Regions from separate parts of the Homo sapiens genome. Here region 2 is linked to region 1. Evidence: chromatin loops called from intact Hi-C (ENCODE). Cell type or tissue: GM12878. All regions are shown on one strand. Each heading gives the region's core, and the rest is flanking DNA. Links, peaks and the distances in the headings are about the cores only. Region 1 overlaps CTIF (cap binding complex dependent translation initiation factor). Region 2 has its middle 37 kb from the start of ZBTB7C.

Region 1 (2,905 bases), core at 136-2,635:
GTGAGCATCGGGCACATTTCTGTGTGTTTATACCTGGGAGTGAATTTCTGGGTCATACGGCGTGCACACGTTCAGCTCAGGTGGATGTGGAAGTATTGTTTTAAAGAGTGTGACGATGGAAACCAGATTGCAGGGGTAAGAAGGGCTGGAGGGCATCAGGTGCGGTCAGGGGTTGGAGAATTTGCCAGGGAGCTCACCAGCCAGAGAGCAGAGAAACCAAATCATAGAAGCTGCATTGAGTAAAGAGGTTTCTGTCTCTGGGGTGGGTCACATAGGGAACACTGGAGGATCGGCTCGACTCAGAGAAATCCAGTTGCTGGTGTAGCCTTGGTCGGTGGGGGCTTCTGGGGAGTAGGACTGAACTGTGAAGGAAGGCAGCCTCCATGGGCTCCCCAGTGGGCCTGGCTCTGCAGAGCCCCTCCCTGGGGAGAAGCCTCAGCCATCAGGCTGGCAGTGGTGATGGTGGCTCTGGGTGGTACAGAGCCCTTGCTGGGTGTGGAGGCTTTGAGGAGAGAGCCATGGGCCTGGGGCAGCAGGGGCCTGGACCCTTCTGTATACATCTATAAAACCTCAGTGAAACGAGGGCCTATGCCTGGGGGGAGGCCAGGAGACCCCCAGGCAGTCCCCTGACTCTGACTGGGTGCACCAGCCACCATACTCACTTGGGGGCTCACTCCAGCCCCCCAGCCCCTCAGGCCCTGGCCCCGTGTTCTCAGCATCCTGGCCGAGCAATTAATGTCAGCCCTTTCACCCCCATCTCTTCCAGAATGGCAGCAAAGACAACTCTCTGGACATGCTGGGCACGGACATCTGGGCGGCCAACACCTTCGATTCCTTCAGGTAACCTCCTCCTCCCTCCTTCCCTGTGGTGTGAGGTCCAGCCGGGGAAACTGGCTTCCTTGGGGACGGAATGAACGCTGATGGTTCATGAGCAAGAGGCAGAGAGAAGCAGAGTAGGGGATGTAGGAAGGATGGGGTGGAAAGAAGGCCGGAGAGAGGAGGCGGTGAGTGTCAACGGGAGACAGTGGAGGCATGGGGAGGGCCCCCGGGATGGGGCTGCAGAGGCTGGGCCCCGCTTCCCACTAGCCTGCCTCATCTACCTCAGGGTGGCCGGGTCGTCACTTTGAGCTGCTTGTCAGAGGCTGGAGACTGGCATTTGGCCCCTTGCTCTCCCTGGCCTTCCTCAAATGTGGGCACGAAAACAAACTCAGGTGTTGCAGAGGCCGCTGTGCAATGGGCATCAGGCCCACACTTGTTTCATAAGCATGCACTTTCCCACGGCAGGGTGAGGAAGGTGAGGGGTGGCACCTGGGGCTCCATTCTGAGTGGGGCTCCCCGCCTGGCCCCTGGCGGCTCCTTTCTGCGGATCTGCTCTGCCAGGTTCAGCCTGGCCCCCTGGTTCCGTCAGTAACTGGGCTGTTGCCCTCTTGCCTCCGTTTCTCACCCTCCCTCGCCCTCTAGTGGTGCCACCTGGGACCTGCAGCCGGAAAAGCTGGACTTCACCCAGTTCCACCGCAAAGTCCGACACACGCCCAAGCAGCCCCTGCCACACATCGACCGCGAAGGGTAAGGGGTGCTGGGGCTCTTACCCAGGGTGGGGTGGGGCAGGGGACGGGAGTGGCCTTTGCCTCCACAGGGAGGCTGCTCTGCTGCACAGGGGACTCAGGTGGCTGATGCCCCGGGATGCTCTTCTTATGCGTCCCAGAGCTGCAGGCTCACTGGCTTCTCCTGGAATCCCTCCATTTCCCTCTGCCCAGCCCCCTCTAGCCATGCCATCCCCACCTGCTCCTGATGACCCACAGTGGCCCTGCTTGTCAGTAATCCACGCCAGCGCAGCAGAATCACCTGGGCGGTGGCACAGAGGACAGGCCCACCCCAGAGTCTGTGATTCCGTAGGTGTGGACTGAGGCTGTGTGTTTCTTTCTTTTTTTTTTTTTTTTGAGACGGAGTCTCGCTCTGTCGCCCAGGCCGGACTGCGGACTGCAGTGGCGCAATCTCGGCTCACTGCAAGCTCCGCTTCCCGGGTTCACGCCATTCTCCTGCCTCAGCCTCCCGAGTAGCTGGGACTACAGGCGCCCGCCACCGCGCCCGGCTAATTTTTTGTATTTTTAGTAGAGACGGGGTTTCACCTTGTTAGCCAGGATGGTCTCGATCTCCTGACCTCATGATCCACCCGCCTCGGCCTCCCAAAGTGCTGGGATTACAGGCATGAGCCACCGCGCCCGGCCTGAGGCTGTGTGTTTCTAACAAGTTCCCCAGCGGGTGCTGATGCTGGTCCAGGGACCACACTTGGGGAGCAGCTGGTGTCATGCCTGATTTTACACTGGCTTTTCTCACCCTCTATGACTTTGTGTGGCAGGGTTGCCTTCCCTTTTCAAAAGTGGTGTCACAGCCTGGGCAGACCTCAGGACGGGAATGTGACTCCAGCGAGACACAGAGGTGTGGGACAAATGGCTGCTCCTTCTTTTATAGTTTTATATAATTTTTAATGAGGCAGAATTCCCATACCATAAAATTAACCATTATAAAGTGTTCAGTCCACTGGCATTTAGTATGCTAGACCTGTTGTGCAACTACCATGTCTATCTAGTTCTGAAACATTCTCATCATCCCAATATAAAACCCCATACCCACTAGGCAATCATTCCCCATCCCATCACCACCCCCAGTCCCTGGCAACCACCAATCTGCTTTCTGTTTCTATTAATTAATCTATTTTGCATACTTACAGAAACAGTCATATGTGACCTCTTGGGCCTGGCTTCTTTCCCTTGGCATAATGTTTTTGAGGTTCATTCATTATAGCATGTAGCAGAACTTTATTCCTTTTCATGGCTGAATACTAGTCCATTGTATGGATATACCACAATTTGTTTACCCATGCATCTATCAATCCTTACTTGAG
Region 2 (2,905 bases), core at 254-2,753, 220 kb before region 1:
AGAGAGAGAGAGAGAATGAAGCTGATCTAAGATGTCCAGACCCTCCCAGGCTGTGCTAGGGTACAGGTACTCTAGCACTGCAGCTGGGTATCAAGAACTGGAAGGACTTGTGCAGGACCCTTGGCTTCTCAGCAAGGCTGTCCCCACGAAGCAGATTTCACATACCCATAGCACACCCAAGGCATGGCTAGCATCCCTTGGGGGCTCTGCTGGCCCCACCATCACCACAGTGAAGCAAGGAGGAGCTCTCCTGCCAGCCACATCCCAAGGCTGCTATTGTGTCCTCCTCCAGCAGGGGTCAGCAGACTGTTTCTGTAAAGGGCCAGAGAGCAAACATTCAGTGTAGGTGGGGCAATATGGTCTCTGTTGCAACTGCTTAACCCTGCTGCTGTAGCACAAAAGCAGACATAGATAGTAAGTAAATGAATGTGCATAGCTGTGTTCCAATAAAACTTTACTTACAAAAACAGGCAACGGACCAGATTTGGCTTAGGTATATAGTTTGCTGACCGCCGTCCTAAAATCATGGACCTGCCTAGTTGGAAATAATCCCAGGCCACAGAACAGGAAGGTTTTCTCTACTTGGAATCCACAAAAGCATCATGTTTCTTGTCTTCCAGGCTTTGCTGGAGAAATGGAACCAAATGTTCTATATATGTTTGACATACATTAAAGTTCAACTGGGAACAGAGATTCACAGGATATGGTTCCTGCTCTTCAGGTCCCCATGTAAATAAGGAGGTAATTCTCATTCAGTGTGATAAACACATGGGAGATGTGGGTACATATGTGTATGTTTGGGCTAAAACCACCACTAGCCAATGTCGCCAGGGTTTGGATAATTAACTTTGGGGGCCTGGGTCAGTTGACCCTCATGGTGGTTAATAAAGTAGTATCTGTAGTCACTTCTAGCTGTGGTCTTTACACATCTACAGAGGACTTGCCTTTTTCTTTTTTCTTTTTAAATTATTTTTTCAAAATTAAAAAAAAAAAAAAACTTTAAATAGAGACAGGATCTCCCTATGTTGCCCAGGCTGGTCTTGAACTCCTGGGCTCAAGGGATCCTCCTGCCTCAGCCTCCCAAAGTGCTAGCATTACAGGCGTGAGCCACCATGCCCAGTCACCTTTTTCAAATTAATCTTGGAAACAAAAACATAATCCCAGTTTGACACTGAGACAGAGCCCACAGGTATTGTTTTGGTGCATAGGCCACAGAACCGGAGAGTTGTCACAGCCATTGCATGGGAAGGCCACGGGCTGGGTGTGGCTCCAGATCCACGTTCTCGCGTCCTGGGCCTGCTCAGTGTGTTTCGGCTCCTGTGTATGCTTTTCTCTCTGCAGTGCCACGACATCCGACCCCGGCCTTCTCAGAGGACGCTAACCCGCCTGCCCGCCCGAGACTGCCAGCCCTGTCTGTGGGTGCCCTCTGGTGGCCTGTCGGCTGGAGAGCCTCGGCGCCTGTTAAGGCAATCAGTCAGGGAGAAGGAGGAAGCGTGAGACTGAGTTGCAGACATTTCCACCAGCTCCTCCTTTGCCAACACAAACCCAAGCCTCCCCCTAGGGATTTTGGAGTGCATTCAGAGCTTGGGGAAAGAATCATTTTCATTCCTAATTCGATACCCTTCATTTTTTCAACCGGGATGGTTCACATGATCAAACCGCACAAGAGGCCGCCGCTCTGTGTTCTGCTTATGGCCGAGAGGGCACGGCGGCTCCCCAGGGCACTCAAGATCTGAGGGATCTGGGGGCGCAACAAGTTAAGAAGCAGCTTTGAATATCTTCCTGGGGAGGCAATTCTTGCGTCTAATTTTCCGCTGCGCTTCTTGTTCCTTCGATGTCTACTGCAGTGGGGGTCTCAGTGGGAATGGACTAAGGATGCAGGAAAAGTATGGGGGTCTGAGTACAGGCAGGTACAGAGCTGACTCGGCTCCGCAAACACCGTAGAAACTAGTCCCGGTTCTCCCACCCATCTATTCACATGGCTGGAGGACTTAGCAAGGCCCTGGAGCACACTGGTTGACTCCACGGACTCCTGATCCAGGCTGCCTGGGTTCCAATCCCGGCTCTACCACTTTCTAGCCATGTAACCTCAGACAAGTTCCTTAACCCCTTTGTGCCTTGGGGTCCTTGTCTGTAAAATGAGAGTCATAATATTGCCTACCTCCAGGGTTGTTTTGAAAGATAAGTGGGTTGGTATCTGAGAAAATGCCCAGTAAATGTCTCCTGTTGTTATTCAGGAGAAAGCTCATAGTAACGAGGATAGGAATCTGAAGACCTCAGTTTCCATCCCAGAGCCACCTTATCCAGTTATGTGTGTTCCGGGAAGGGTGACCTCACTTCTCTGTGCTTAGAGCCTTCTATTCCAAGATAAGGATGAGGACTAACTCCTTCCTCTAAACTCCTCCATGGCTCTCCATTGACCTCATGATGAAGGCCCAGCTCCCTCATCTGGCCTCTAACACTCTTCATGCTCCAGCCCCTGCCCTTCTCTCAAGTCTCATTTCATGCAGCACCCAAGGTGATGATGGCTGATGAGTGATATTGTAAAGCACCCATCAGATCATGTCTCTCCTCTGCTCAGAGCCTTCCAATGGCTTCCCATGCCACTGAGAGTAAAATCCAAGGTGTTCTGCACAGGTTGCCAGGTCCTACAGCCTGACCTCAGCTCCCACCACTCCCACCCCCCACGCCACACCACCCACCCCCACACACACACCTCTGTGGCTGCTCCCAGCTCCCTCTTCCAGGATGCCAGCCCTCTCTTGCCTTGGGGCCTGATATGGTTTGGCTCTGTGTCCCCATCCAAACCTCACCTCGAACTGTAATCCCCACATGTCAGGGGAGGGGCCTGGTGAGAGGTGATTGGATTATAGAGGCCGACTTCCCCCTTGCCAATCTGGTGATA

Evidence for each region. Hi-C counts contacts between places; a loop is a spot of excess contacts. Peaks named below come from ENCODE experiments on the same cell type or tissue, not always from the same donor. Only the 100,000 strongest peaks of a DNase experiment are listed, where the experiment ranks them.
Region 2: it touches region 1 in a loop (13-fold over the local background); 3 of 110 quality-filtered maps call a loop at or near these places.

What each region holds. Positions count from the first base shown.
Region 1 is chr18:48,662,986-48,665,890 of GRCh38, forward strand. It overlaps CTIF (cap binding complex dependent translation initiation factor), which reads left to right. Exons shown (of 12, transcript NM_014772.3): 4 at 767-840; 5 at 1,462-1,566. Among named protein-coding and RNA genes, the nearest start is that of MIR4743, 6.2 kb to the right of the region's middle. In GM12878, for the core only: a CTCF peak has its summit at 1,458 (motif pointing left); no DNase peak of the experiment used is centred there.
Region 2 is chr18:48,445,364-48,448,268 of GRCh38, forward strand. No RefSeq gene overlaps it. Among named protein-coding and RNA genes, the nearest start is that of ZBTB7C, 37 kb to the left of the region's middle. RefSeq lists an enhancer at 175-469. In GM12878, for the core only: CTCF peaks have their summits at 298 (motif pointing right) and 1,439 (motif pointing left); a DNase peak (open chromatin) is centred at 318.